2 separate regions of the Homo sapiens genome follow, and region 1 is linked to region 2. Evidence: read pairs that join two places in POLR2A ChIA-PET (ENCODE). Cell type or tissue: MCF 10A. All regions are shown on one strand. Links, peaks and the distances in the headings refer to the core of each region. The heading gives the core; the rest is flanking DNA. Region 1 has its middle 29 kb from the start of MIR3059. Region 2 has its middle 18 kb from the start of MIR3059.

The links. Peaks named below come from ENCODE experiments on the same cell type or tissue, not always from the same donor. Only the 100,000 strongest peaks of a DNase experiment are listed, where the experiment ranks them.
Region 1: POLR2A ChIA-PET joins it to region 2 with 6 read pairs; 2 of 35 experiments call an interaction of 5 or more read pairs at or near these places.

Annotation. Positions count from the first base shown.
Region 1 is chr12:86,765,696-86,781,878 of GRCh38, forward strand. It overlaps a transcript of MGAT4C not described here. Among named protein-coding and RNA genes, the nearest start is that of MIR3059, 29 kb to the left of the region's middle. In MCF 10A, for the core only: no CTCF peak of the experiment used is centred there; no DNase peak of the experiment used is centred there.
Region 2 is chr12:86,719,316-86,735,745 of GRCh38, forward strand. It overlaps a transcript of MGAT4C not described here. Among named protein-coding and RNA genes, the nearest start is that of MIR3059, 18 kb to the right of the region's middle. In MCF 10A, for the core only: no CTCF peak of the experiment used is centred there; a DNase peak (open chromatin) is centred at 8,086.

The sequences.
Region 1 (16,183 bases), core at 8,015-16,014, 49 kb after region 2:
AGTGGGGGCCAATATTCAACATTCTTAAAGAAAAGAATATTCAACCCAGAATTTCATATCCAGCCAAACTAAGCTTCATAAGTGAAGGAGAAATAAAATACTTTACAGACAAGCAAATGCTGAGAGATTTTTGTCACCACCAGGCCTGCCCTAAAAGAGCTCCTGAAGGAAGCAATAAACATGGAAAGGAACAACTGGTACCAGCTGCTGCAAAATCATGCCAAAATGTAAAGACCATCAAGACTAGGAAGAAACTGCATCAACTAATGAGTAAAATAACCAGCTAACATCATAATGACAGGATCAAATTCACACATAACAATATTAACCTTAAATGTAAATGGACTAAATGCTCCAATTAAAAGACACAGACTGGCAAATTGGATAAAGAGTCAAAACCCATCAGTGTGCTGTATTCAGGAAACCCATCTCACGTGCAGAGACACACATAGGCTCAAAATAAAAGGATGGAGGAAGATCAACCAAGCAAATGGAAAACAAAAAAAGGCAGGGGTTGCAATCCTAGTCTCTGATAAAACAGACTTTAAACCAACAAAGATCAAAAGAGACAAAGAAGGCCATTACATAATGGTAAAGGGATCAATTCAATAAGAAGAGCTAACTATCCTAAATATATATGCACCCAATACAGGAGCACCCAGATTCATAAAGCAAGTCCTGAGTGACTTACAAAGAGACTTAGACTCCCATACATTAATAATGGGAGACTTTAACACCCCACTGTCAACATTAGAAAGATCAACGAGACAGAAAGTTAACAAGGATACCCGGGAATTGAACTCAGCTCTGCACCAAGCAGACCTAATAGACATCTACAGAACTCTCCACCCCAAATAAACAGAATATACATTTTTTTCAGCACCACACCACACCTATTCCACAATTGACCACATAGTTGGAAGTAAAGCTCTCCTCAGCAAATGTAAAAGAACAGAAATTATAACAAACTATCTCTCAGACCACAGTGCAATCAAACTAGAACTCAAGATTAAGAAACTCACTCAAAACCGCTCAACTACATGGAAACTGAACAACCTGCTCCTGAATGACTACTGGGTACATAACAAAATGAAGGCAGAAATAAAGATGTTCTTTGAAACCAACGAGAACAAAGACACAACATACCAGAATCCCTGGGACACATTCAAAGCAGTGTGTAGAGGGAAATTTATAGCACTAAATGCCCACAAGAGAAAGCAGGAAAGATAGAAAATTGACACCCTAACATCACAATTAAAAGAACTAGAAAAGCAAGAGCAAACACATTCAAAAGGTAGCAGAAGGCAAGAAATAACTAAAATCAGAGCAGAAGTGAAGGAAATAAAGACACAAAAAACCCTTCAAAAAATTAATGAATCCAGAAGCTGGTTTTTTGAAAAGATCAACAAAATTGATGGACTGCTAGCAAGATTAATAAAGAAAAAAAGAAGAATCAAATAGACACAATAAAAAATGATAAAGGGGTTATCACCACTGATCCCACAGAAATACAAACTACCATCAGAGAATACTACAAACACCTCTACACAAATAAACTAGAAAATCTAGAAGAAATGGATAAATTCCTCGACACATAAACCCTCCCAAGACTAAACCAGGAAGAAGTTGAATCTCTGAATAGACCAAAACAGGCTCTGAAATTGTGGCAATAATCAATAGCTTACCAACCAAAAAGAGTCCAGGACCAGATGGATTCACAGCTGAATTCTACCAGAGAGGTACAAGGAGGAACTGGCACCATTCCTTCTGAAACTATTCCAATCAATAGAAAAAGAGGGAATCCTCCCTAACTCATTTTATGAGGCCAGCATCATCCTGATACCAAAGCTGGGCAGAGACACAACCAAAAAAGAGAATTTGAGACCAATATCCTTGATGAACACTGATGCAAAAATCCTCTATAAAATACTGGCAAACCGAATCCAGCAGCACATCAAAAAGCTTATCTACCATGATCAAGTGGGCTTCATCCCTGGGATGCAAGGCTGGTTCAATATATGAAAATCAATAAATGTAATCCAGCATATAAACAGAACCAAAGACAAAAACCACATGATTATCTCAATAGATGCAGAAAAGGCCTTTGACAAAATTCAACAACCCTTCATGCTAAAAACTCTCAGTAAATTAAGTATTGATGGGACGTATCTCAAAATAATAAGAGCTATCTATGACAAACCCACAGCCAATATCATATTGAATGGGCAAAAACTGGAAGCATTCCCTTTGAAAACTGGCACAAGACAGGGATGCCCTCTCTCACCACTCCTATTCAACATAGTGTTGGAAGTTCTGGCTAGGGCAATTAGGCAGGAGAAGGAAATAAAGAGTATTCAATTAGGAAAAGAGGAAGTCAAATTATCCCTGTTTGCAGATGACATGATTGTATATCTAGAAAACCCCATTGTCTCAGCCCAAAATCTCCTTAAGCTGATAAGCAACTTCAGCAAAGTCTCAGGATACAAAATCAATGTACAAAAATCACAAGAATTCTTATACACCAATAGCAGACAAACAGAGAGCTAAATCATGAGTGAATTCCCATTCACAATTGCTTCACAGAGAATAAAATACTTAGGAATCCAACTTACGAGGGATGTGAAGGACCTCTTCAAGGAGAACAACAAACCACTGCTCAATGAAATAAAAGAGGATACAAACAAATGGAAGAACATTCCATGCTCATGGGTAGGAAGAATCAATATCGTGAAAATGGCCATACTACCCAAGGTAATTTACAGATTCAATGCCATCCCCATCAAGCTACCAATGACTTTCTTCACAGAATTGGAAAAAACTACTTTAAAGTTCATATGGAACCAAAAAAGAGCCTGCATCGCCAAGTCAATCCTAAGCCAAAAGAACAAAGCTGGAGGCATCACGCTACCTGACTTCAAACTATACTACAAGGCTACAGTAACCAAAACAGCATGGTACTGGTACCAAAACAGAGATATAGATCAATGGAACAGAATAGAGCCCTCAGAAATAACGCCGCATATCTACAACTATCTGATCTTTGACAAACCTGAGAAAAACGAGCAATGGGGAAAGGATTCCCTATTTAATCAATGGTGCTGGGAAAACTGGCTAGCCATATGTAGAAAGCTGAAACTGGATCCCTTCCTTACACCTTATACAAAAATTAATTCAAGATGGATTAAAGACTTAAACATTAGACCTAAAACCATAAAAACCCTAGAAGAAAACCTAGGCATTACCATGCAGGACATAGGCATGGGCAAGGACTTCATGTCTAAAACACCAAAAGCAATGGCAACAAAAGACAAAATTGACAAATGGGATCTAATTAAACGAAAGAGCTTCTGCACAGCAAAAGAAACTACCATCAGAGTGAACAGGCAACCTACAAAATGGGAGAACATTTCTGCAACCTACCTATCTGACAAAGGGCTAATATCCAGAATCTACAAAGAACTCAAACAAATTTACAAGAGAAAAACAAAAAACCCCATAAAAAATTGGCCAAGGACATGAACAGACACTTCTCAAAAGAAGACATTTATGCAGCCAAAAGACACATGAAAAAATGCTCACCATCACTGGCCATCAGAGAAATGCAAATCAAAACCACAATGAGATACCATCTCACACCAGTTAGAATGGCAATCATTAAAAAGTCTGGAAACAGGTGCTGGAGAGGATGTGGAGACATAGGAACACTTTTACACTGTTGGTGGGATTGTAAACTAGTTCAACCATTGTGGAAGTCAGTGTGGCGATTCCTCAGGGATCTAGAACTAGAAATACCATTTGACCCAGCCATCCCGTTATTGGGTATATACCCAAAGGATTATAAATCATGCTGCTATAAAGACATATGCACACGTATGTTTATTGCAGCACTATTCACAATAGCAAAGACTTGGAACCAACCCAAATATCCAACAATGATAGACTGGATTAAGAAAATGTGGCACATATACACCATGGAATACTATGCAGCCATAAAAAATGATGAGTTCATGTCCTTTGTAGGGACATGGATGAAATTGGAAATCATCATTCTCAGTAAACTATCGCAAGGACAAAAAACCAAACACCGCATGTTCTCACTCATAGGTGAGAACTGAACAGTGAGAACACATGGACACAGGAAGGGGAACATCACACTCTGGGGACTGTTGTGGTGTGGAGTGGGGGAGGGATAGCATTAGGAGATATACCTAATGCTAAATGACAAGTTAATGGGTGCAGCACACCAGCATGGCACACGTATACATATGTAACTAACCTGCATATTGTGCACATGTACCCTAAAACTGAAAGTATAATAATAATAAAATAAAAAAAGAATGACATTATTAGCTTTATTCCATTAAAAATTTTATAATCAATAGATTAGTATATGATGTTAATTCTTATGATCTGATGAGGATGATTTAGCCTATATTCAGAAACAGAGACTATTTTTTTTCATAGAACGTTAGTATTCTATGAACAATTAGGTGGAAAAAGCAGTTTTAATATAAATATCCATTTATGGTGGCAACAATAGTGTAGATATGGAGCAGTGACTGTATTTATATACCTGGTCTACCAAATTTATATGAATGCAGACTTTAAACTGTTTGAAAATATATGTATTATTTATATTAATCTTTTTATTTCCCAGTGTTAGTACAATACTAGAGAGTAGTGACTACTAAATATTATCTAATCAATACCATTCTGTTGTTTGCATTTTGTTAAATAATCAAATGTTTCAAGAAACATTATATAATGGTTTCCCATGATTTCTGCTTTATATATATTTTAGGCCTCTCAAAACATATTAAATATTATACATGATCCATAGAAGTAGAATTGCAGAAGGAAGTTAAAAGACAATTTAAAAATAATTGTTGGCTGTGTTTTTGCATAGATAATGTAGTAATCATAGAAAATGGTAATGAATTTCAGATGATTCAGGAATATATGTTAAACACCATAAGCATCAACTTATGTATGAATTCTTTCAATATGAGGACCAAAGTTTTATTCTTGAATATAGTTAATAATCTTAATCTTCCCTATTTGAAATTTAGGTGTCAAATTAGAAAAAGGGAAAAAATAATAATTTTGGAATTAAGTGTATAAATTTTAAGTTGTTTTTCTAGAAATCTTTAGTTATAAGATATATTATTATAAATATGACATGAGCTTGAAGGAAGGTGGTGTGGGTTGAATTGTGTCTCCTTCCCCAAACTCATATGTTGAGTTCATAACTGTCAATACCTCAGAATGTAATTGTATTTGGAGATAGGGTCTTTACAGAGATCATTAAGTTAAAATGAGGTCATTAGGGTGAGTCCTAATTCAATATGACTGGTGTCCTTATAAGAAGAGGTAATTCAGGTACAGATCTATAGAGAGATGATATGAAGACATGGAGATAAGACAGCCATATTCAAGCTAAGGAAAGAGGCCTGGAACATATCCTTTCCTCATGGGCCTCTGAATAAACCATCCCTGTCACCACCATGATCTCAGACTCCTAGCCTACAGAATTGTACACAAATTTCTGATGTTTAAGCCACTCATTCTGAGGCACTTTGTCAAAGCAACCCTAGCCAAACTAATACAGATTTTGGTACTGAGAAGTGGGGTGCTACTATAACACACATTGAAAAATATGAAAGTGGCTTTGGAATTGGGTTTTATGTAGAGGCTGGAAGAGTTGTAAAATGTATGTTACAAAGAGTCTAGATTTCCTTGGAAAGATTGATGGTAGAAATATGGTCATTGAAGGAATCTCTGGTAAGGACTCAGAAAAAAAAAGATAGCTGTAGAAAAAGTCTCTATCCTCTTAAAAAATATATATGTCATTGTGTACAGAATGTAAGTAAGGATGGGCATGGTGGTTGATGCCTGTAATCCCAGACTTTGGGAGGCCAAGGTGGGAGGATTACTTGAAGCCAGGAGTTTGAGACCAACTTGTTTATGTAAAAAAAAGTACATAAATATATATGTGTGTGTGTGTGTGTGTGTGTGTGTGTGTGTGTGTATGTGTGTGTGTATGAATATTGGTAGAATGTTAAAGATGCTTTGGTAAGGTATTAGAGGGAAAAGAGAAACATTACTGAAACTGGAGGAAAAACGACCTTTGTTATACAGTAATGCAAAGTTTAGCCAAATTGTGTTCTAGTGTTTTGTGGAAAATAGAACTTTTATAAATTTGGATATTTAGCTGATAAGATTTGTATTTTTTATAAAAAGTATTGATAGTATTCCTTCTCCTTGTTGCTTATGGCAAAATACTAAAGGAGAGAGATAAGTGGAAGAAAGAATTGCTAAACAAAAAGGAAGCAGTATCTGAAGATATGGAAAATCCTCAGCATATCCATACTGCAAAAAATCAGAAAACCTGTTCTGGAGGAAACATCAAGGTTGTGGCTGAATGACCATTTGCTAAAGAGATTGTATGTATGGCTCATGGGTCTATTCAACCATCTCACCAGAAGCTGGGATTGAAGATGTGGTTATCCAGGAAAGATCTGTGAAGGATCCTCCTGGACTGTCCTCATGTTTGATGGCTTGGACGTCTGTGAATTGCATGGTAGGCCAGAAAAGTTTTTTGAGAATTCGATACATGCTGAAACACACCCAGCTTGTACTGAAGAAAATAAAGATGAAACAAAATAAACGGATGGAACAAAATTCTACAGGAGGGAAAAGCAGATTAATTGGCTGTGAATGTGCATTATCCCTTAATAAAAAGATTGAATGACCTTGCAGGCAGTGCAGAAGTTGGCATTTCTGCCACTACAACAGGCCCGCGAGTAGGTTTGTCTCCTCCTTGGTTCTAAATGGCAAGGCCTCCTCTAAAGTTTCAAAGGAACAGGCCATTGCCACCTAAGGCTGAGGAGATGAGGCTGCCACCCTGAGGGGGCCCAAAGAATAGGACTGCTACCATGATGGTCCAGAGGACTTAAGATTTGGCTCCAGAGCAGTCAAAGAGGATAATTTTTAAGATTTAAAATCTGATAGAATTTTCCCTACTAGCTTTTGGACTTGCTTGGAATGCATAACCTCTTTATTTCTGTTTTCTTCCTTTTGAAATTGAAACGTATATCCAATTCCTATCCCACCATTGTATTTTCAAAGAAGACAACTTGTCTGGTTTCACAAGTTCACAGCTGGAGAGTAATTTTGCCTCAGGATGAATCATACCTGGAGTCTCACCCACACGTGGATCAAATGGCATTTAAATGAGATTTGTGACTTAGAGTTGATTCTGGAATGAGTTAAGACTAGGGGCTGCTGGGATGGGGTGAATGTATTTTGCATGTGAGAAAGGCATACATTTGTGGGGGGCAGAGCATGACATGCTGTGGGCTGGGCTGAATTATTTCCCCCTTCCAATTCATATATTGCAGGCTTAATCCCTAGTACCACAGAATGTGACTATATTTGATGGTCACTTTACAGATATAATTAAGTTAAAATGAGTTACTTGGGGTAGGTCTTAATCCAACATGACTGATGTCTTAAAATGAGCTCATTAAAGTAGGACCTAGTCCACTATGACTGGTGTCCTTATTAGAAGAGTAAATGTAGACATACCAACATCTACAGAGGGAAGAGGATATGAAAACACAGGGAGAAGATAGCCACCTGTAAGCCAGGGAAAAAGCCTCCCCTTTTGGCCCTCAGAAAGAACCTACCCTGTTGACACCTTGATCTTGAACTTACAACCCTCAAAAATGTGAGAAAATAAATTTATACTTTTAAAGCCACTGGTCTGGGATACTTTGTTATGGCAACCCTAGCAAACTAATATAGAAGGCAACCAACACAAACAAACAAACCAAAAACTTCTTAATATTTTCCTACTGAGGAATTAATATTTTCCTATCTTACTATTTTCCTACTGCTGAGTAGGAAGGAAATAGAAAATTTGATATTTATAGCTACCACAAGGCATATAATTCTACTGTATAATAAATCTAATAATTTATATTCATATCTCTTAACTATTTATAAGACAAGTGATATATGTATGTGTGTGTGCATGTGTGTGTATATATTTGTACACTTTTAATTTTGAGCTCTTTCATGGAAAGGATTTTTTAAACTCTTCTTTGTAATTACATATAATGTATATTATGTAAAGCTTCCACATTGTATAAGTTTATGTAAAATACTTAAGTATAGATTATTTTACATTAATTTTATTTAACTAAAACATGTCAGTTTAACAGGTTCACATTTTTTTAAAGTAACTTCTTTTTTTTTTTTTTTTTTTTTTTTTTGAGTGGGAGTCTCACTTTGTCACCCAGGCTGGAATACACTGGCATGACCTGGGCTTACTGCGACCTCTGTCTTTTGGGTTCAAGCAATCCTCTCATCTCAGCCTCCTAAGCAGCTGGGACTACAGCTGTGCACCATCCTGCTCTGCTAATTTTTGTATTTTTAGTAAACATCGGATTTCACTATGTTGGCCAGGCTGGTCTTGAACTTCTGACCTCGAGTGATCTGTCCACCTGGCCTCCTAAAGTGCTGGGATTACAGGTGTGAGCCACCACACCCAGCTAGCCTTAAAAAGTAACTTCTAAGGCTTGCTCTTTCTTTCTTTCTTTCTTTCTTTCTTTCTTTCTTTCTTTCTTTCTTTCTTTCTTTCTGTCTCTCTCTCTCCCCTCTCTCTCTCTCTCTTTCTGTCTGTCTCTCTCTCTCTCTCCTCTCTCTCTCTCTCTCTCTCTCTCTTTCTTTCTTTCTTTTCTGTTAGCCATGCACCTAAACATAGATGAAAGGAAATCAGTTCATACGGGTATATTCGATATATTTCTTTGAAAAGTTATCTGTCTCACTGTTGGGCTTGACTGCATTCTCAAATGACTATAATTATTCTATTCTCATATTTTTCTCCTGTAGAAAAGAAATCATGTTTGCATCAGTGCAGTTTGTATATAAAATAATTCACCACATTTATCAATTTAATTCCAATTAGCTTTCCTTAACCTGTTAATATGATTCTTTATTACTATAAAAGATTTTAATTTACCATTCAAAAGGATTTTAAATATTTTAAAAAGCATTTTGAAGAAAGCAGCAATTCAAGCAGTTTCATACTTCATCTTAATAAGAGCACTAATTTAATGATTGAAAATAGAGTTGGTTCTATAATGAGGTCTCATGAGTACTTCATTACATGATAAAGTAACACACAAAGGCAACCAATTCTTGCAAATTTAAAAGAGAACTATCTGAGAGAAAAGAATCAATGTAATAGATTATCCGTAGGTCAAGTATTATTAAGCAGAAATAATTGTTTAGTGGCTAACTTTTGTAAACATACCAAAGCTTTGTCTTTTAAAAACATATACATTGCATAATAAAAAGCAACAGGCCTTTAGTAAATGGATTTTTCTATTTAGTAAAAAGAGCCATGAAATAGACATTGCAACTGATTGTTTAAAATGCTTTGCACACAGGCACAGACACAATCTCTCAGTCTCCTGTGAATTAGCAAACTGGTGAGTCACTTCTCTGTGTCTTTAACTTGGACATGTTTACAAAGTATTTACCATCCTACTGAACATAGTATAAAACTCTAAAACTTAAGATAAAGCCATGTGGATGAACATAAGCACATCCATCCATTTTTAAATTCATATATATATATTTAACATAGATAACAATGCTATGTATTATACAAGCAATGCATATATGATGTATGATCTAATATATAATTAAAATATTTATAAATAAATACATATATACTTATTTAATTATTTAAAAATTATGCTTGCTGAGTATCCAGTACAAACACAGATGCACAAAGGCATTGTCCTGGCTTGCCAGGAGGTGAAGGTCTCATGCAGATGTCAGACATATGAGCAAATAAATAAACTAAAGTTTTTATAAATGCTATCAAAATGGTATGTGAAAGTGCTACAGGTAGGAGGAAGGGGAACTTAACATTTTTGAAGGGGGTTAAAAAAAAGGTCTCACAGAAGCACTGCTATTTATTTACCACATGGATAGTAACCTTTGAAAGAAAAAGGATAATGGTGCTCAAATGCACAAACTTATCATTTGCTAGACCAAATAATTTACTATTTCTGAATCTTCACTTATTTCTATTTTTCTAAACTTTTAAAGTTTTGATTTTCTTCTTTTTTACCCTGAAATATATATATATAATATATTTGTAATTACTTGAGTCATTATCAATCATAGGATTTTATTTTTTTCCTTTATATTGCACAATAGATTTGTTTGCAAAACAATTCGAGAATAATACATAAAAATTTGACTGAACGAATAACTTATGACTTTTAAAATTTCAGAAATTTGCATATAAAATCAATGACGTTTCTGTTTATTTTATAAATACCTGAACTAAAGTGGTGAGAGTGAGAATTTGGGACTAATAATAGAATAAAATCTATAGAGCCTGATGATTGAGTAGATGTGGGAATTGGCTAAAACAAGCCAATATAAGATTAAATGTGTTTTAGCTCAGGGACCATTGATAATGGAAATACTTGCCATGGTAGGACACTTTGAAAAAGAGTCTGTTTCAGAGAGCAGAAATGGGAATGATAAAAAATAGTTTTGAATATATTGCATTTGAGTATTTATAAAACATTATATTAATTTAATGTTACTAAAACTTAAAGATGAATTAGAACACTTATAACAGTTTTTTTTTTCTTTTTGGCTTAAATTTGTATAAATGTTTCCATGTATGAGGTTAATTGTAAGTTGATATGAAGAATAAATTTAAGATATCATGTTACCCTTCAACTTTTTTATAACTTAACAGGGGAAATAAAACTTACTCAAATATAACTAAACAGCCTTTTGAGAGGATGAATACCCTACTTTCTAAGTGATCATTTAGAGCAATGTCTTTCTCAAAGTCTTGTATGGGCTGGTGGAGAATTCAAATTACTGTACTAAATAGAATTATACTTACCTTCTGATTTATGACCTTGTATGTTAAAAATCCTCAGTTTTACTATCTATAAAATATGCATAATGTTTTGCAAAATTATTGTGAGTAATAATTGGCTAAAATGTATGAAACGATCTAGTATAGTGTTTTGTACACGTTAGATTACTTCCTTCTCACACTTTGAATACATTCAAATCAAATGAGACATATAAATATCAGAATTTTTAAAGGATGATTGCTAAAATGCACCTACAAACATAAATTATTAAATGATTCAATTTTTTTGACTGGCTATTATCAATGCAACATAAAAGTATATTTAAAAATCATCTATTTGACTAATTTAAAAATATAGCCAAATAAAATTGTACCTAGTAGCTATCTAGGACTTACCCACTTCTTCGTGAAATAAATTTAGAGGCTTAACTTATCTAATTTGGCAAGACTAATATAAAAAATTCAATGGCAAATTGCCAAATCACAACAGTGTGTTATATTTAGTGATATAGCCCATTCTTTTAAATTTTTTTAATGTATTTTTTAAATCAACAGATAAAATTTTAGGTATTTATATTTCACAACATGATGTTTTGAAGTATATATTCATTGTGGAATGGCTATTAAATCCAAATACAAGCTTAACAAAATGCTGGAAGAATGATTTAATATATTTACCATGGTTACAAAATAATTTTTCTGATATATTCTGTTGAAACATGTTATGAATTCTGTCACCTCTGCTTGGTTACAGTATTGACACTTCCTTGCTGTAAGAATATCTAATTTGTTTGCAGATAATTTATCAGAATTGGACTGGTTTACCTCTTTCACAAGTTGCTTTGGCAAATTAAAAAGTGTCCTGGCGTGGTCTCTGTTTGGCTTGAGTCACCGATGGGTATGTTGGCAATACTAAATTAGAGGCAGCCAGACCCTCTGAATCTTGTGGTTGGAAATGTACCAAGTAGTCTTTGGCACAGAGTTTCTCTTATTCAAGGGTGTTAGTTTTGGAAAACTAGAGAGCTGAGATAGAGGAACAGGAGAACTGAAATATATAGTGAAGGAAACATGCATTTCAGCCCAGGAGGACATACAAGGATTTAAGTTGATTGGCTACTCCTGGCTGTCTCCAGAAATTCTTTGAAGTATGTGTTCAAATGCTTTCTGCATATTTGGAATAGAAGGATTACCTTAAATCTTAAAAGAAACATTGATAAACTTAGGAAAAAGTAGCTGTGCAGGGATGTCCATCTCCTATATATACGCAAACTACCTATACAGAACTCAAAACTTTGAATTTTGAATAATACTGCTCAGTCTTTATAATGATAATAAATATATTTTAAAATCATTGAATTAACATTTATTTCCTTATTCCTTTTTCTCTAGAAGTAAGGAGATAAATACAGCCTAGAGATATAGATGAACTATGATTCATATCTCACCTCCATAGCTTACAAATTGCTTGGCCTGCATCAAGGCCTTTTCCTTTCAAAGCAGCTTTCTATCATATAAAAATGAGGATAATACTCTCGTAAGCAAGACGAAAGATAAGGATAATGTATTTAGAACATCAGGATCAACTTCAGAGGTCCTAATACTGAAAAGAATTTGTAGTTTTCAATCTTCATTCAAGTGTGTGGAGCAGGGAGAGAGAAAGAAAACTGAGATAACAAAAAAGGGAGAATAAGCTGCGTAAATAAAGAGAAGATGTATAATTTTAGACAACTTGTTTAGATGCATTCTACAAAAGACACACAAGTACACACTTCTTTGAGAATTTTTTTCCTTTCTTACAAAAATCTATCTGTACATAATTTAAAACAGTAGACCTGGCAACCTGAAAAGGGTTAATTTAACAATCGTATAAGGAAAGAGGCATCCACTATATTCAAAATGAGCAAAGATGGCCTAGTTTCTTACATTTATCTCCAACATCCTCACCACTGCTAAGCTTGCAAATGACACATAAGGAAAAAGTCATAGCCTTATGTGATTTGACTCATCCCTGTTTTGAAATTGCACATATACCAATATTAAGAACAGTATCTCTAGGACGTAGCTTTTCTACCAACATGTAACATTGATTTTTATGTTTTCAAAACTTTTCAAATTCCCCTGCATAGAATGCAGTGAATTCTATTACTTACAGAGACTTACATTAGTTACTCTAGTTTTCCTGTCAAGAAATTCTAAATCACTTTTAATATAATACAAAGACAAATACTTAAATGTTTAAATAACCGGTTCCATATAAAACAAAACAAAACTACTGCAAAACAAAACAAAACAAACAAAACCTCTACTAAAAGAATATAATGAGAGCCATTTTATTGTGCCTGGTATTTTAAATTATATAATATAAATATATACATATTATACATACAATTTCACTAAAAAAAAAAAAACAACTGTTATTTTTCTTGAAGGGAAAACAAAGGATATATAAATTGCCAGAAAACGCACAGCTGGTAAGCAGCTTAGCTGTCAGGAATTACAATGTAGATGTAGATGTGTTCAATTCTAAACTTAGGACTCTTCCCTTACATCATTCTCATTCTAATTACCCCATATAAAAGACAAAATATAAATTGTTAAAAGGCAGAGTAAAAAATTATAAACAATTGAGGTATGGCCCAGGTTTTTCTCGAGAATTTTGTGAAAACTATTTATTATCTGTCAATAGAAATCATCAAGGAAGGGCATAGTGGCTTACATCTGTAAACCAAGCATTTTGGGAGGCCAACGTGGGAGGATCACTTGAGCCCAGGAGTTTGAGACCAGCCTGAGCAGCATAGCGAGACCCCATCTCTACAAAAAATAATTGAAAAAAAAATTAGCCAGGCATGGTAGTGTACGCCTGTAGTCCCAGATACTGGGGAAGTGGAGGTGAGAGGGTTGCCTGAGCCCAGAAGTTTGAGGCTGCAGTGAGCCATGATGGCGACACTGCACTACAGCCTGGGCACCAGAGCAAGAACTTGTCTCAAAATAATAATAATAATAATAATAATAAAAGGCCGGGAGCGGTGGCTTACTCCTGTAATCCCATCACTTTGGGAGGCCAAGGCGGGCGGATCACGAGGTCAGGAGATGGAGACCATCCTGGCTAACGCGGTGAAACCTCATCTCTACTAAAAATACAAAAAATTAGCCGGGCGTGGTGGCGGGCGCCTGTAGTCCCAGCTACTCAGGAGGCTGAGGCAGGAGAATGGCGTGAACCCAGGAGGTGGAGCTTGCTGTGAGCAGAGATTGCGCCACTGTACTCCAGCCTGGGTGACAGTGTGAGACTTTGTCTCAAAAATAAAAATAAAAAATAATAATATTATAAAAATAAAAAGATACACTTGTAATAAATAGTAATATCTACTTTTGAAGGTTGGCCAAAATTAATGCAATACAGCTTTCCTATAAAATGAAATAATATAATTGCCAATTCCCCATTTATTTTTTAATTATAGACTTATATTCAACCTCAAAACTTGAAAGAACGTTTATAATCACATTTTTTTAAATTTTTGTTGTTTAAGACTTTAACCTTAACTTTGAAGTTGAATTTAGGCTGCATTAATTATATAATTTAAATTCTCTAACTCAAAAGCCATGAATCTTAGATCTTTGGTCAACATTAGAAATTTTTTTATTTGTATAAATTTAAGCGGTACAAGTGTGGTTTTATTACATAAGTAATATAAATCCCATGTTTGTTATATATTGCATAGCAGTGAAGTCTGGGCTGAGATGGTTTGCCTTTGCGTTCCCATGCAAATCTCCTGTTGAATTGTGATCTTCAGTGTTAGAGGAGGGGCGGGTGGGAGGTGATTGGATCATGGGGGCAGATTTCTCCCTTGCTGTTCTCATGATAGTGAGTGAGTTCTCATGATATCTGATTGTTTAAAAGTGAGTAGCACTTCCCCTTTGCTCTCTTTCTCCTGCTCCACCATCGTAAGATGTGCATGGATTCCCTTTGCCTTCTGCCATGATTGTTAAGTTTCCTGAGCCTCTCAGCCATGCTTCGTGTACAGCCTACAGTTCTACGAATCAGTTAAAAGGTGTTTCTCCATAAATTACCCAGTCTCAGATAGTTCATTATAGCAGTGTGAGAAAGAACTAATACATGGGCTTTTAGTGTAAACATCACCCAAATAATGCACACTGTACCCATTACATAATTTCTCATCCCTCACTCCCCTCTCACTCTCCTACCCTTCTGAGTCTCCAATGTCTGTTATTCCACACTCTACATACATATCCATACATTGTTTAGTTTCCACTGATAAGTGAGAATATGCGCTATTTGACTTTCTGTTTCTGAATTATTACACTTAAGGTAATGGCCTCCAATTCCATTCATGTTGCCGCAAAAGACACGATTTCATTCCTTTTTATGGCTGAGTATTGTGTGTGTGTGTGTGTGTGTGTGTATGTATGTCACATTTCCTTTTTCTTATCATCTGTTAATAGACACTTAGCTCTATGCCATATAATAGTGCTGCAATAAACATACAAGCACAAGATTTTTTTTATATATAATAATTGATTTTACACTGGTTAGATTCCCAGTAGTGGGATTGCTGGATCAAATGGTAGTTCCATTTTTAGTTCTTTGAGAACTCTTCATACTCTTTTCCCTAGAGGTTATAATAATTTACATTCCCACTAACAGTCTGTAATCATTCTTTTTTCTCCTCATCCTCATCAACAACTTTTTTTTTTGACTTTCGTAATAGCCATTCTGACTCGTATAAATTGTAGATATAAGTATTGAGAGAACTCAGCACTCTTGACTTAGAACAAAAGAAAATGATAGTATAGAAGATTCTACCAAAAACTGTGTAGATTCTTAAAACCACATCTCTTTTTAACTACATTATGGTAATATAGTTAAGATTCAGGTGAATTGTGAAGTGCTATAAGAAATGAAGCTAATTTGAGTAAATGATATTAAAATTTATTCACTGAGAAACATTTTTATAATACTTATTTTGGACAAGGCACTTTTCTAGACACTTACGGTGGCCAGAAAAAAAAAATGACAACATCCCTGTCCTCATAGAAATTCCATTCAGTGATACCATTTTAGACAATAATCTCAATATTCAGCATTTTCCATCATAAATTTCTTACTTCCTATAGATAACAAATCTAGAATTTGACACAAATTATTCAAAAATTATTTTTAAAGCTGGATAATTTCCATAGTTGTGGATGCCTTAACCTAAAGTTGTGTAGGTTTGTATAGAATTGTTTGCTTAGTGTCTAGCA
Region 2 (16,430 bases), core at 4,972-12,971:
TCTGTGCCTGTGGTTGTTTCAGTACAGCTCCTTCAGTGCTGTTTCTCTCAACCTGTAGATCTATGATCTAAAGAGACAAGTTATCTGCCCACCATATAGCTAACATACAATGATGGCTCACATATAGAAGAACTGATACAATTCCATTCAAAATAGGTAAGATGGGAGGCAATCAGAGTCACTGATTCATAGCAATTCTGAAATCCAGCTGAGTACATGTTGCCAGTTTCTTGATGATGGCTCAGTCTTATTGCCTAGGAATGATTTATCATACCTCTTTGGTCTGCCTTCTGGGTCTTGATTTTGTTGTCTGAATCATCCTTCCTTTTACATAAGAAGTGACTGGTGTTTGCAGCTGAGTGTTCGCAGCTAGCTTTCTGCTCACAGAAATCCTGAAATCCAACTTCCTTTTAAATTTATACTGTCCCTGTTCTTGCATTCCCACCTGATAAAATTTCTTTAAAACTATGTGGGTTTTCAATGAATTAATGTGCAATTCTTTCTATTAGAAAAAATACACACTCACAGATCTCAAGGATGTTGTGGGGAAAGTCTTTGAAGTTATTAGATCTCCTGTTATTTTACAGAGATTATCTGTGAGGAACAACCTTGGCATCATTAAAAGACTTCTTGACTCTTTGAGAGAGTCTACAAAACTTAACCTTAGGTCTTTTGGGATCCTTAACAGAGGGCTATCTTGAATTTGATCTTTCATTATAAAACATGTCTTAATTTAAAAATATTTTGCAAATGAGAGAGCCTTGGACTGAGAAATATTGTGGTGGTGGACAGGTGGGGGAAAGGAACAAAGAAATTCTGATTTCTTTCCATTTTCTCTAAATATGACTTAAGATTAAATGTAAACTTTTCCAACTTTCTTGCTTTGTTATCTCTCTACATGGCATCCTCAGGGTTGCTGGATTTCTTGGTAGCTAAAGTCTCCGAAATCATGTGTTCCAAGAGAGACCTACAGAAGCTGCATGACCTTTTATAATCTAGCCTCAAAGTTATGCAATATCAATTATTCTTCAATGTATTTATTGAGACAGTCCTACAAAGCCCTCAGGTTCAAGGTGGTGGAAACAGACTTGACCTCCTAATGGGAAGGAGAGTCAAAGAGCTGGTGACATTTTAAACTACTGCAATGTTCTATATGTTATGTTTATTTTAAAGTACTACCCCAATTAGGTCCTATTAATATTAACATCTATATCATCTGTTCATGATTCAAGTTTTTCCCATCATGATCTAGCTCCTTACTCCCTATATCTCCTTTTAAAGTCTCACTCAATCATCCAACAAAAATTATTAAAGATGGCTTACCTGGATCAGGAGCAATAAGAAAAAAATTAAATACAGGACATGATTTACGACCTTAAGGCACTCATAAGTTAGTTGAAGAAAATTCTAAAATATGAAACACAATTCTAGACTATCAACTGATATAATAGCATGTTAAAAATGAAATTTGGATTTAGTCATTATAAAGTAGAGGCATTGTTTATAGAAATTCAAGAAGATAATTAAAATGAATCCTCTCACTCACATCAAAGATACATGGTGGTTGAGAGTTGGGAAATAATAAACCATAATATTTAAGGAAGATGTCTTTGGAGAGAGCTGAGCAATAAGTTGTATACTCTGCCCTTCCTCATACTCCCACTTACATACTCACATGAAAAAATGGAGGGTAAAATTAATCCCAAGTTGGTGAGAGAAACTTTGACCAATCAAGAATCTCATATGTGTTTGCTGATAGGTATGGGGCCAATGTAGAATGGTTATTGACTCATGCTTGAAAAACTAAAGGGGAAACAGAGAAGGTGGCAAGTGTGAAATAATCAGTTTTGCCCCAGTGATGTGTCAAACGTGCAAGAATGTGATGCACCATGTGTGGATCTAGCAGGAAGCACACTGGCCTGTAATCATTTAAAAAAGAATCTTGTCAAAAAGAATGACCTTGCAGGACCTGAAGATTTTAGTCAAGGCTTGGGTGCATTACGTCAACATTTGAGGATTAATTAGAAGAAACATAATTAAGAGAGGCCCTGCGCACACCAAGAGAGAGGGAATCTGAGAAATTTGAGACAGCCATAGAAATGCACCATAAGAAAAAAAAAAGTAGACTAGCGCAATTCATCTGGCTCAGAAGGCTTGGATTCACCTTTAAAATGTTCTTATCCACTTTCCTCTCTTCTTTCCCCTACCTTGACCGTAGATTCAGAAGAATCTTTGGCTAGCAAGTTTAGCATGGATTGGGGAGCTAGGGAAGACTGAACTATCATTTATCTGCCTTACATTACAAAGTCCCTTAGTGAGGAGGAGGAAAACACTTCAAATCAGGTTCAGAATTTGATTATTCTATGGGGTGGTTTATTCAAATTTTGCAGAATTGGGACTGTTTTTGCCTTAAAGTGACCATAAGGCTTTATATAACGTAAGATTGAACAAAAAAACACACGCAGTTTGCCAGAGGGTCCAAGCTGGGTCCCTGATTGTTTAAGTCTATTTATGTAGCACGCCATGCTTCAATGAAATCTAATACTGTATGTTTTAAAGGAAAATATTCAAATCTGTGATTGCGACATTTGATGCAGGTAGAATGGTTAGCCCAGATATTATTAATCTCATGTCATTCAATGATAGAACTGTGGATAATATTTATTTCCCTGGTGTTGCTAAATCACCCCATATGTCAAGCTCTTACATCCTAGATTAAGCAAATATCAACATAAATAACAAGGACAGTAAATAGAAGAATGTTATGGCTGGGTGAGCACTTCAGCACTTTTCAGTCATATTTTAGTAATGGTTCTGTTCTCCCAGCAGTGAGCTCAAGAACTAGAGAAATGAGGATGACAGCAGGAGGGAGGGCACTGTTAACTGTGCATGACAGGAAGCAAGCATGGAGCAAACCGAAAGAGGGAACTGTAGCATTGCTACAGGCCAGAGAAGACTCTGAGCATGCATCTTTTCCCAAAGATCCTAAAGGACAGAGTAAAACTGAGCCAGTGTCCTTACAGCAGTTAAACATCTGAAGTTGAGGCCCATCCTGTAGATGCCAACAAAAGATTGAAGATTTATAATTCTATTGTGGGGCCTTTTCTTGGTAATGAACTAACTTGCTGAAAAAGTAAACACACACACACATTATAAAATATATATATTGAAATGCTTTATTTTCCCATATCTTAATACATTTTGTGAACACATAGCACACTATCAAGACCACCTCAAAGACTGACCTGGAGGTCCCAAAGTATCATATCCTACCAAGTCAATAGTTTTTAAGGGATTTATCAACAGTCAACCATAAAATAATAACAGAGCTTTTGTTAAAACAGAATATATTGGCTGTTGTTACTAAAAGATTCTACATCTCTATTCATATCTCAGCATTGCTTTACTCTGTTCCCTCAGAGTAGCAAATAAAAACAAAAGCAGTTACCTAATTTGGTTTATTCACACACCTCAAAAATTAACTCTAGGTCAAATGTCTATTCCTCATTCTGGCTTTGGAGGTTATAAAGGGATGGAAACTGGGTCCTTACTAGTTGGTATACATAAAATTGTCTGATACATTTTAGTAGGGAGCATATGGTATGCATATGGAAAATATAGGTCCACCATATGCTGGTGTTAAACCCAGGTGTCGTCCTATTAATTATTTGTGTTTCTTGAGAAGAATACAGAGACATATGTGCAATACTGGCATTGAATTCATGTTCAAATCTGTACAACTATTTTATACATGATAGCCACATCACACAACATTTATTCAGTATTGTTTATATCAATTGACTAACAACATTGTCTCTTACTACTCTGAATTTTAAGAATATCAAACAACTAATGTTGCTAGTTTCATCGTTGTTCCTCAGAAATTTATAAATAAATAATTACAGTGTATGACTTCCTACATAAATTCCCTAAGCCACTGTGGATGTTATGGAAATAAAATGTCTATCTTAGACAAGAAACATTTGTTAAGATAATGTGTTAGTTTTCTAGGGCTGCCAAAACATAGTGCCACAAACTGATTGGCTAAGAACATCAGAAATTTATTGTCTCACAATTCTGGAGGCCAGAAGTTTGAAATCAAGATGGCCCTTTGAAGGTTCCAGGAAAGGATCTGTTTCAGGCCTGTCTCCTGGTTTTGGCAGCCTCGGGGGCTCTTTGTCTGTCGCTGGCCATCTTCTTGCTGTGTTTCTTCACATTGTTTTCCCTCTGAGTAAGTCTGCATATCTGAATTTCCCCTTTTAATAAGTACCTATTATATTGAACAAGGGCTCACTCTAGTGACCTCATTTTAACATGAATACCTCTGTAAAGGCACTATTTCCAAATAAGGTCACATTCTATGGCATTGGGGAACAAATACATGAGTTTGGGGGGGACACAAGTCAATCCCTGAAGGACAGTCTCCTTTTCCTTATCATTTTTTCTAACAGTTTAATTTTTAAAGTATTTCAATTAAAATGTTAAAGTGCTATTGTAACATTTTTCAGTTCTCTGGAGATTGTAATACAAATAAAATGTAACAACTGCCTTAAATTTCATTGGTAAATAGGCAAAAAGCATGTAATTAAACTGTTTCTCTCTGAAAAGATTTCTGAAATTGTGTGTTCACAAATTGTGTATGTGTAAGTCTTGTTTAGATAACAATTAAAATAGGAAAGCAAAGTTTTTCCTTAATTTGAACATGTATTTGTTCGATACAATACCCATGCATTATAAATTTAACTTTTATAACATACTGAAAAACTTCAAACCTGTATAAAAAAACATTTTCATAGATTTTACCATATATATAATGTATATATCTTTTAAGTATGAAATGTTGCCTTTATGATTTAAAATTCATTATTAATTATGGTTCAAAATAGTTTATGGCAAATGAGCACTCCAACACCCAATGATTCTTTTAAATTCTTGACTTCAGGATGCATACACCTATTTAATGATCTCCTCAGCACTGTTGTGTCTCCCCAAATTGTAATGCTTTAATGATGCAATTGGTCTTTGATAAAATTATAGGCATCTCTAATAATTTTCTGAAACTGATTTTTGCTCAATAACAAGTGTTTCAAAAACTGGGTCATCCAATGCTTTAAATTTGTTGTTATTACTTGCAGAGCCATCTTTTGGGACCCCTACCTCCTCTGGCCTACCATATTATATGGGGTATTTAAACAGCAGCATTATGTGTAGGTTGATTATGATATTTTTTCACTAATAATAACTATTAATAACTACCTGAGCTTCTACATAATAGATGCAGTAGCTGGAGTGACATATTGGTTCATTCATGTGACATTCAAAATGAAAATAAGATGTGCTATGTTTGAAAGACAGCCTTTGATTTTGGTGAAATGTCATGTTATAATGTCAACATAAGTTATTTGTTAATTTACTGAAAGCTTAAAAATCAACATTATCTCTTGAACTTATTCTTCCTATCCAACTCTAACTTTTCATCCTTTGACTAACATTTTCCCAACATTACTGCACCCAAAGCAGGCCAGCCTCTAGTAACCACCATTCTACTCTGTACTTCTGTGCTGAAAGCGGATGTTAAGTGTTCTTACCACAAAAATGATAACTATATGAGGTAATGCATTTTTTTAACTAGCTAGATTCAACCATTTCACAATGTATAAGTTCTTTGAAACATCATGTTTTACACAATACATAAAACTTTATCTGTCCATTTAAAATAATCAGCATCACCTGAATTTAATAGGATCTCTCACAGTGATTAATAGCTTAACAACTAGTGTTTTGAAAGTCAAAACATCTGAATATTATGGAATTGCCTAGCATTTTATTTGCTTTATTATATGCTGTAAAAGAAAGTACTTAAACTGAGGAACTGACTTCCTTAGAAGCTAGAGTACACCAGATTTTCCTCCTTTTCCCTATTTTTTAATGACCAGGGAGCTGTGTGAAAATTGTTACTTAATTTGTTCTCTGTTAGTTACGTACCAGTTCTCTGAATCTCAGTGAAGAATATCACATCCTTAGCCTTAAACAACTTGGGTGAAAGTGACAATGATTTTGAGTCAGACCAGACAACATTAAAGACTCCACAAAAATGGGATAAACACGGAGGCTAAAACATCAGCGCCCCCTGACATTTTTGTTTTGTTTTGTTTTTTTGGTAGAGACCGAGACCTTCTCTGTCACCCAGGCAGGGAGTATAGTGGGCGATCTCGGCTCACTGCAACCTCCGCCTCCTGAGTTCAAGCAATTCTCCTGCCTCAGCCTCCCGAGTAGCTGGGATTACAGGCGCACGCTGCCTCGCCCGGCTAATTTCTTTTGTATTTCAGTAGAGATGGGATTTCACCGTGTTGTCCAGGCTGGTCTAAAACTCCTGAGCTCAGGAAATCTGCCCGCCTTGGACTCTCAAAGGGCTAGGATTACAGGCGTGAGCCACCGCGCCCGGCCCAGCGCCCCCTTTTTATTTTGTATACAACCATGCTGTTGTCACATTTGTGATTAAAATACAGTAGACACAAATTACGACTTTATAGTAAGATGCTGAAGAATTCTGGCTTTTCAAACAACCTTTCCAAATGTGGAAAGTTGCATTATGGTTGCATTTTTCCTAGACTTTTAGGAATTAACTGCTTTACCTCTAGAATAAATATGATAGAATACTTATGAATATTAGAGAAAATATACAATCACACTTCAAATCCTTCACAAAAGAATGTCCAGTGTCTAAAGACTATGGATCGTTTCCAATTGAAACTGGAGCTCCTTCAAATGCTCATCTCAAAAATTCAGATAATTACAACAGAAACATCATCTATCATTTGACAAAAGACAGTTTAAAACATTGGAAATTTGAGCAAGATAATGTCATAAATATAGCTATGTCTTCCTCCTAACATTTAAGAAAAAGTTTATTAAATCAGGTCATCAGGAAGTCACATGAATACACATTATCTTTATTTCCTACAAAAATGTTTCTCTAACTTAAGGCATAAATTTATAGAGATGGAACGTCAATATGCAGGTGACAGGTCTGATAGAGATCCAAAAATGTAAATTGTCCATTTGAATAACACTGCTGTGTAAATCTGTGGTTGACAATACGATATTACCTAATATATTTTATATGCCTAAACTCCTTCTTATTCACTGGCATGAAGAAATGTGTCTATTCACATTAAGCAAAAATGGTTGATTTTTTTACTGGACAAAGGGAACTATACAATCTAAATGTTTCTCCTATTTTTGCCATACGTTCTAGTAACACAACCTTGGTTAGAGTACAACTGTAGTGAATTATTAATTGGATGTTTGTTAATATGTGCATATTCCTTTCTAATATTTTTGTCCTGTTCTTATTGTTTTTGTTTAATATGCATGCAACATCAAGTCGAATTTTATTGTTATTAAAAAAAGTGTGGTAGTTACATATAAAGATAAATAAGTACCACCTGTATTGGTGATTATAGCTAATTATTGACAATCTAAAATTAATTTGAAAACGTAGAGATGTTGTCCACAAAGGTGTAAATTTTTAGATATTATAGCAAAAATATTTCTTCTGTACACAAGTATTTGAACATACCTAAGAGTCTGCAGAGGACTTAAAAGTATATTTTCCATTTGAAGTAAAATCCTATGGCCTTTAAAAACTAAGACGTGAATTATATTTTAACCCACCCTAAGTTAAACATATTGAAAGGCTCTATTGTAATCACATCTTCAAATGTATGTTTTCTTCATTCTCATCTATGTTGAACCCTTAACAATAATTGTTATCATTTATACTGTTAAATCCAAATTATTCCACCCTAGTTGACACTAAGTGTTTAAAGCAAATAAAGTCTCAACATATAAAACTTGATGTGCACTTTTAAAATAGTATATAGTACTTACCCATCCAAGTAGAATGTAACAGCAGCTGAGAAGCTGTCAAGGAGAAAAATGCCAGAAGGATTAATAAATCATATTGCTATAACATGATGATGAGAATTATAAACAGCTATGTAAAAATTAGGTCACTGGCAGTCAGATGACTTGGCTTCTTTTAGTGGTGGTAGTAGAGGAGTGTATATTTATCTTTTGTTATGCCCTGGTAAGTAGCTGGCAAGCTTGCAATATATAAACATTATTTAAAGATGTTATGATTGGCTTGAATCCAGGAAATGTTCTCAGATTTACCATTAGCTATCAGAGATCTTAAATATTGCTAGAGAGGATCGAAGAGGCAAAGGAAAGCCAGAAGTTAAAAAAAAAGATATTAATAGTAAAAAAGTTAGGAAATAAAGCATGCATACTTAATGATACAAAAATTTTAAAACAGTAAAATCTAAATGTTCACATAGTTCTTAAGAAAGAGTGATTATTAAAGCATGTTATTGAAACAAAGGGAGAAGTGATCTAAAACAAGGGCTTACAGAATACTTTTTAAAACTTTTTATTATTTTCATTATTTTATATACATGGAAATCATTGTTCATAATGTATTTCTATAATATTATATATGAAAAGATCTATGTTGTTATTCACAGCCATTACTTGTAACTTTACACAAAAGTAGTGATATGACCACCAGAACAAAAAAAAGAAACAAACAAAAAACTCACTTAATTCTCAATCCTCATGCAATTTAACTGAAGAAGCTCTTGAGAAGGCCAAGTAATAACTTAGTTGTGATGTACTAGATTTACTTTGGTGATTTAACAATGCTCATGCAATTAATGTTCTTTATTGATAAATAAGTTTTATTCAGATAAAAGTTAACTATATTTATAAAATCATATTTCCATAGAAAAAGTCTATGAGGAGTGAGATGTGTTTACGCAATAAATGAGAAAAGTTTTTTAATATCAGTCCACTAAAATGATTCTACCTTGTATTACATAAATTAATAACTCTTGTTATGAACATAGATTTTAAAATGTAGTCAAGAAGTAAGAAAATTAAGGTCATTTTAATTCTACCTTGTGGAGTTATTCATTATTAATATTTGAGTCTACATGCCTGTCTTCTTCCCCTGTCTTATTATAGAAATGTTGGCTATTAAAGAAAAACACAAAGATATGTAAGATACAAAGATGTAAAAAATGAATGTTTGGCTGGTTGCAGTGGCTCACGCCTGTAATCCCAGCACTTTAGGAGTCTGAGGCTGGTGAATTACCGGAGGTCAGCGGTTTGAGACCAGCCTGGCCAAGATGGTGAAACCTCGTCTCTACTGAAAATACAAAAATTAGCCTGGCATAGTGGCGAGCACCTGTAGTCCCAGCTGCTCGGGAAACCGAGGCAGGAGAATCGCTTGAACCCGGGAGGCAGAGGTTACAGTGAGCTGAGATCTCGTCACTGCCCTCCAGCCTGGGTGACAGAGTGAGACTCCGTCTCAAAAGAAATGAATATTTATTATACTCCCGCTCACTACTGTTGAGTTTGCTGCATATTAGGCCACACTTTTTTCTCCGTACATACCAATGTGTTTTAACATTATTGTCTAGTGTACAAATATATGTATAGATACCACTACATAATTATGAAAATACACTGTTTTCTCACTTACTTTTTGTCTTAGCATTATATCTTAGATGCCTTTCGATATCAATTCAAATACACCTACTTATTTAATGATCATATACTTGTAATAAAAGAATAAGAAGGATTAATTCACATGTAGCTTTCTAGTAATAGAATAATTCTGCACTTAACTATAACTCTTGATTATTAAATAAGGTTTTATAGTTAAAACATAACAAGACTAAAGTGATTTTGCAAGAAGACACATAAAAGATGGTAAGGAGAATTGATGTTCTGTGCAAATTTCAATGATAGATGCTATTATATTTGCTAGCACCACAGGGTAAGTATAGTCAAAAATCATTTAATTGTACATTTAAAATAAGTAGAAGAGTATCATTGAATTGTTTGTAACACAAAGGATAAATGCTTGAGGTGATGGATACCCCAGTTACCCTGGTGTGATTATTATGCATTGCCTGCCTGTATCAAAATATCTCACGTAACCCACAAATATATACACCTACTATGTATCCACAAAAATTTAAAAAAATAAAAATTTTTAAAAAAAGGAAATAAACTTTTATAACTAATAAAGCCAAACACTTCCTTCACTGAAGGCAGGTGTAAAAGATTTGATTCTGAATAGAATAGTGTGAGATTACTGGGAGATTAATTCTAAAGATTTTCCTAGGTTGATGCTAAGAACTGCTATAAGTTATTTTCCAAAATTGAGAGGGCATTTGAAACTTAGGAGCTATTTAAATATTGTTTAATTTTTATTTCAACTAACTTATTTTTGTCAAATTTATATGCATATATATTAAATATAAAAACAAAAAAAACTGTGGAAACAATCATGTATTAAAAGGATGATATGCATTTGAAGAATGGACACTTATTCTCATAACAAAAGCCCTGAAAAAATGTTGTACAACACTTCATCTAATATCTAAGAAATCATTCCCCTAGATGGGAGTAGAGTATCTGTTCCAGTTTTTTCTAAGTTGTTGACTTTTTAATGGGAGATTTAAAATGTTTATACAGACTTCAATTGCTCTTGTTCCTAATAGGCACCATCAGAAATAACATGCTTTATACTGTTCAAGACAAATTTGTAAAAATAAATCACTTCTCATTTTTTTGATATTAATCATGGCATAGTTTCTTTTTTAAATCTTAGGTGATGGAAAAATAAATCATGTGCTGTGAATACCCTTTGAACCACAAGCATTGCAAATTGACATTACAGCATAGATTTTTCATCTTGACAGCTTATCGTAGGAGCCAAATAGCCCCAGATTTTCATTAAAGAAGAACCAAATAAATCTGGTCGAACATAAATAAAACAAAATATTTGTTTATCACTGTAAAGAAATCAACTTGTAGATTGAATTCCATATAATATTTATGTCAACTGCTACTTGATAGATTAAAATTAGCAGTAATTTTGTTGTTTTGAAAGGGCCAGAGAAAAGGGAATTTATTAAATTAAGAAACTGCACCTCAATTTGTTTTAAGGGTAGGAAATAAAAAGTAAACACAGGAATAAAGTCATATCATCTTTTTCAAGGCACAGAAGAAAAAACATGTACAAACATGCTACAGAGTATTTGATTAACAGGAAATGCTTCTGCCAATACAAATCTCAATGCTATAAGCTGTTGTTTTGTCAGCGTACTTGTAGGATAAAAGGAATCAGCTTGAACGTATTCTAAAATACCCAGAAATAGTGTCTCTGTGCAAATATGTGATATATTGACATAAAAAGATCAGATGAGCAATTTTTTTTCTACCATAAATTCATACAAAGAGCCAGAAAAAGAGTCAAGGATCTCCTGCTATTGCAGAATATTTCATTAAAGGTAAATTTCCAGTAAAATACTGCTGTGTTTTTGGAGTAGAAATTAGGTTCTGCACATGACGTGGGTTAAAGAGGATATCTAAGTAAATATAAGACAATTTAACGCAGAATCTAAATTAAGGATTATGATCCTCCTCTTCCTTTTAAAAAATATTTTTATTATAACCGCTATTAACAACTATTGTTATATAATAGATGTTGTGCTTATTCTTCAGATGTGTTCACTTTATTTAATCCTCCACAGCACTTCTATGAAGCAGCTATCATTAATGCCACTCTAGAAATGAAAAAACTGGTCACAGAGAGACAGTAATTTGCTTTTGGTCAACTAGTTAGTGAGTGTCAAAGGCAGAAGTGAAGTAAGATTATCTGATTCCAGTGGCTGTTCTTTTGATTCCTGTGTAGATGTCAAAATAACCCATTTGTATAGAACTTTGAGAGTTCTTAAAGAAATTTTAAGCCTCTTATCTAATTTTTCACTTGTAACTATTATATTCAGTCTGTGGGGTGGTAGCTGTTCTGTATAATAGAGACACTAAAAATATATCTGGTTTTTAGTAGTAGTTCTAGGAGTGATTAACTTCAGAGCTTATGATATTATCAACTGAAGATTCTATTGCAATTGCATCTCCCTTGCCTTCTGCCCAATCCAGCTTCTCTTACTTCTTTCACAGTGGTTTTCTCTAAGAATAATACCCAAATAAATTTCTTGTATGTTAATCCATATTTAAGAGTCTATTTCCAGGGACACTGACCTAAAATAGTAATTTTTCAAAATCAAGCCATTCTCTTGAGTCTTTTGTTGAATCATCTTAGTCTCTTTAAAATTCTTTTGCCCTTTTCTTATTTTTTTTCAGTACCTTCGTTTATTGTTGTAACCTATGAAGTATATTTGTTTTTTAGTTATGTTATTCTGTTCCCATATTAGGAGGCTCCAGCTTGTGGCACTTTGTTTCCTTAGGTGTTTTGTGATTTTTCTTTAGTATAAATTTATATTTCTAAATTTTTATTTGTGATAATTGCTTGTAGTGACTGAAGACAAGTTCTTCTGGGAAAAAAAATGCAATTGTTTCTGCTACGGATTGGGGGCTATACCAACCTAGATGCACTTTAAACTGTAGTATTGCATTAAGGTTTTCGCATCACACAATTTGAGGAAATTCAGGCTGCAATCCAACATAAAGGCTGTTTTTTAGCTAGAAGCATTACTTTTTTCCCCCTTCATTCAGCACTAGAAGTCAAGATAGGTATAGCTCCTTATAAAACCCTGAATGAGTGGACATTTATTCCTGTTTTATGCTTAAAGGAGGGGCTAGGCCATTTGCTGGGCCTAGGTTTATGCAGGGATTATGCTTTCGATTTTCTATTTTCAGCCACCACTGGACATTTTCTCTCTATACCTTGTGCTTTGAAAATATATGAAAACAAAAACTCAAGTTTACTAGAATGTGCAATGGCTTTCAAGGTGGAAACCAGTATCAGCATTCTGCTTGTCACTTTCATTTTATCCTTTCATTTACTTATGCCTTGGATACTCTTTACTTTCTATTTAGTTCATCAATGCATTTGAATGTTTTAATACAACAGTACCAATCTTTTTGGCACTAGGGACTGGTTTCGTGGAAAACAATTTTTTCACAGACCGGGGTGGGGGCATACGGTTTCAGGATGTTTCAAGTGCATTACATTTATTGCACACTTTATTTCTATTATTATTACATTGTAATACATAATGAAATAATTATGTAACTCACCATAATGTAGAATCAGTGGGAGCCCTGAGCTTTTTTTCCTGCAAATAGATAGTCCCATCTGGGGGTGATGGAAGACAGTGACAGATCATCAGGCATTAGATTCTCATAAGGCGTGTGCAACCTATATCCCTTGCATGTGCAGTTCACTAGAGTTCGGACTCCTGTGAGACTCTAATGCCAAGACAGATCTGACAGGAGGTGGAGCTCAGGTGGTAATGCATTGATGGGGAGCAGCTGTAAATACAGATAAGCTTCTCTTGCTCTCTGGCCACTCAGGTCCTGTTGTGTGGCCTGGTTCCTAACAGGCCATGGACCAGTATTGATCTGTGGCCCAGGGTTTGGAGACCCCTGTTTTAACATATTCAGCATTTATGTTTTGTTTGTTTTCTCCAGCAAAAAAAAAAAAAAAAAAGGATGAGCAGATTAACCATTCAGCCATACTGCAGAAAGGTGTTTCTCCCAGTAACAGTCATCAAATTGCTTCATTTTTAACATGTGGTCCTTTTCCCCCAGCCCAGCCAGCTGTAATTAAGTGAAAGTACAGAGCAGAGATGTGAACTCTTTTTCATTTTAATAAAAGCTATATTACTGACATAATAGACGAAGATTTGGAAGAATGAAAAATTAAATCAGTCTTCCCTCTCATTATAACTAAAGGATAATTACTCTATCCAGTATAAAGAAAGGTTGAAAAATGCATTAGAGAGAAATACTTAAAAACTGATGGGATCTAAGAAGACTCTTTTCATTGTATTTTCTGCTATCATTGAGAAGTACATGAGATTTTGACAGAACCCACAGAACAGTTTGGAATTCTAAAAATACCACATTTTCCCTTAATTATTTCTGGAACAGTGTAAAGAATTATGCTTTTAGAATTCCCTAATAACCCAATGAAAAGGGTTAAGATGTATTTTTGTTGCTTAAGAAGGGGAAGGCACAAGGCAGCCATAGCAAGTATCCTATGATCCCCGAGTAACAAGAAGAGCAAAACAAACAAACAAACAAACAAACAAACACAAAGTTTGGCTGAGAGAAAGCAAGCAGATGTTGAAAGGGTCTGTGATTGTGATAAGAAGACATTATAACAAAGAGTAGTGTAAAATGTATGTCAAGAAACCAGGTGGAAATACAGAAACCTCAACAGATGCCAATGTGGTGGGTATGTGAGACATGATTGTACATCACAATAGATGTCAGTATAGGACAATGGAAGGCTGATTCCCAGATGCCTCACCATCTAATATAATTGTACTGTATGAACTTTCCAGAAGTTAAACCAATCCAAAAAGCAAGGAAGAAGGGGGGGAGACAATTTTGATTTAACTGAATTAAAACCCAAAATGCCTGAGAATCCTTTAAAACCTCTGAACTTACTTGGAATTGATTCAGTTAAGTTTTTCTGCCTCTAAGCAAAATGGGAATGTAATTAGAAGACAATTCTGTTTATGAAAAAAATAATGAAATTAAAATAAAGCGAATTACATATTGTGTTCACTTGAATTTTACAAAATATGTATCCACTACATGTGGAGATCAAGAGGCTAGTCTCTCAAGAAAAATGTCGTGGTCAATTCTGTAAAATACTGCCGACAGCTAAGGTAGGATGGGAATATGTAGGATCTGGCAACAAGTTATTAATTGGTGACATAGAATCAGAACTCTAGTGTGGCAAAATTAAATGAAAGTTGAGAAAGTTTAAGTTGCCTTTATAAAAGAGAAAATAAAAACTGTTGTTAAAAGCTAGTTATGAAGGGAGATTGAAATAAAAAGACAAATTAAAAATAATTGCTAACAAGAGATATTAGGTCGAGACAAAGCATGCCATGTTTTATTTAAGATTAGGGATATGAGGTCATGTTTGATCAGAAGGAGACTGTGACAGAAATTAAGATGTTGAAGACTCAGGAACAAAAACAGCTAAAAACAGTGGGAGTAGAGGGGAATGCATGTGCAGGGGCTGAACTTGAATCGGAGCAGCGTGTCCTTCATTCTAATGGAAAGGGGCATAGTATGAGCTGAATATTTGTGCCCTCCTCTCAAAATTCATATATACAAATCCTCAGCCCCAATGTAATGGCAGTAGGAGGTAGAGCCTTTGATAAGTGATTATGTCTTCAGGTGGTGCCCACTAGAATAAGATTAATAACCCCCATAGAAAGAGACCCAAGAGAGCTTGCTTCTTCTCTCTCTGCCCTGTAGCACATGAGGATACAAAAGAAGACCACCGTCTACAAATCAGGAGGAGTGCCCTCACCGCAAACCAGATCTGTCAGAGCCTTGATCTTGGATGTTCCAGCCACTGGAATTGTGAGAAATAAATGATTGTTGTTGAAGTCACCAAATATGTAGTATTCTATTATACAGTAGCCTGAACTGATGGGACAGAGAGGCAGCAGGTCAGTTCTTACATATGGTAGCAAAAAGATTATGTAGTTACCATCTGCTGTATTTGTTCTGGTAAGAAGTGAAATAATATACTGAGATTAAGAGAGGGAGGAAAGGAGTAGGAAAACATTTAAATAGTGTGTATAAGATGTTATTTAATTGCGGAACTTGGCCGAGTAAACTTGCTGAAGAAACATGATTTTTTGTGTGTTTTGTGGAAAGCCCACTTGAGTTTGGTTCTCTACATAAACTGTAGAGAATCCAATCTACTTAGGATGCTTTGCTATTCAGGGATTTTGTCCAGAGTTTCCATCTCGCCTAATGAGTGCGAGATTAGAACAAGGGAGTCAAGAATATTTTAAACACAGTAATAGTAAGTATTATGCAAAAATGAAGAGAAGCTGGGTGTGAAGAGTGTGAAAGTATTAGGGAGATGACTAATCCCGAGAGAGGGTCAGTGAGTTGGGCCCCTCCTTGTAGAAATCATTTGTGATGATGGTAGCTGTTAAGGTGATGATTTCAGTTGATGAAATCATCAATGATTTGAAAGAAGTAACTGGAAAATTTGTAAACACTCCACATCAGAAAGGAAAGGGGGAGGTAGACACGGAAGCCAGGCAGTTCAAATCTGATGGTTAAAGCTTAGCAGAAATAATTGCCTGGAAGCAGCACAAGGAAGCAAGGGAGAATCATAATCGTGAAGAATCTGTGATGGATAGATTTCTATTTCATTTTGGGGTCAATGGAAGTATTTGTGAACATGGAAAAATGTGTCATTTCTTTGAATGGGCTGCCTTCTAAGAAGGCAGTCACAGGAAATACTCAAATAAAGACTAAATATTAGTTATACTGTGAAGAAGTTATTTTGTATCTTCAGATACAAAAGATTAGATCATATAATCTTTGAAATCTCATCCTACTCC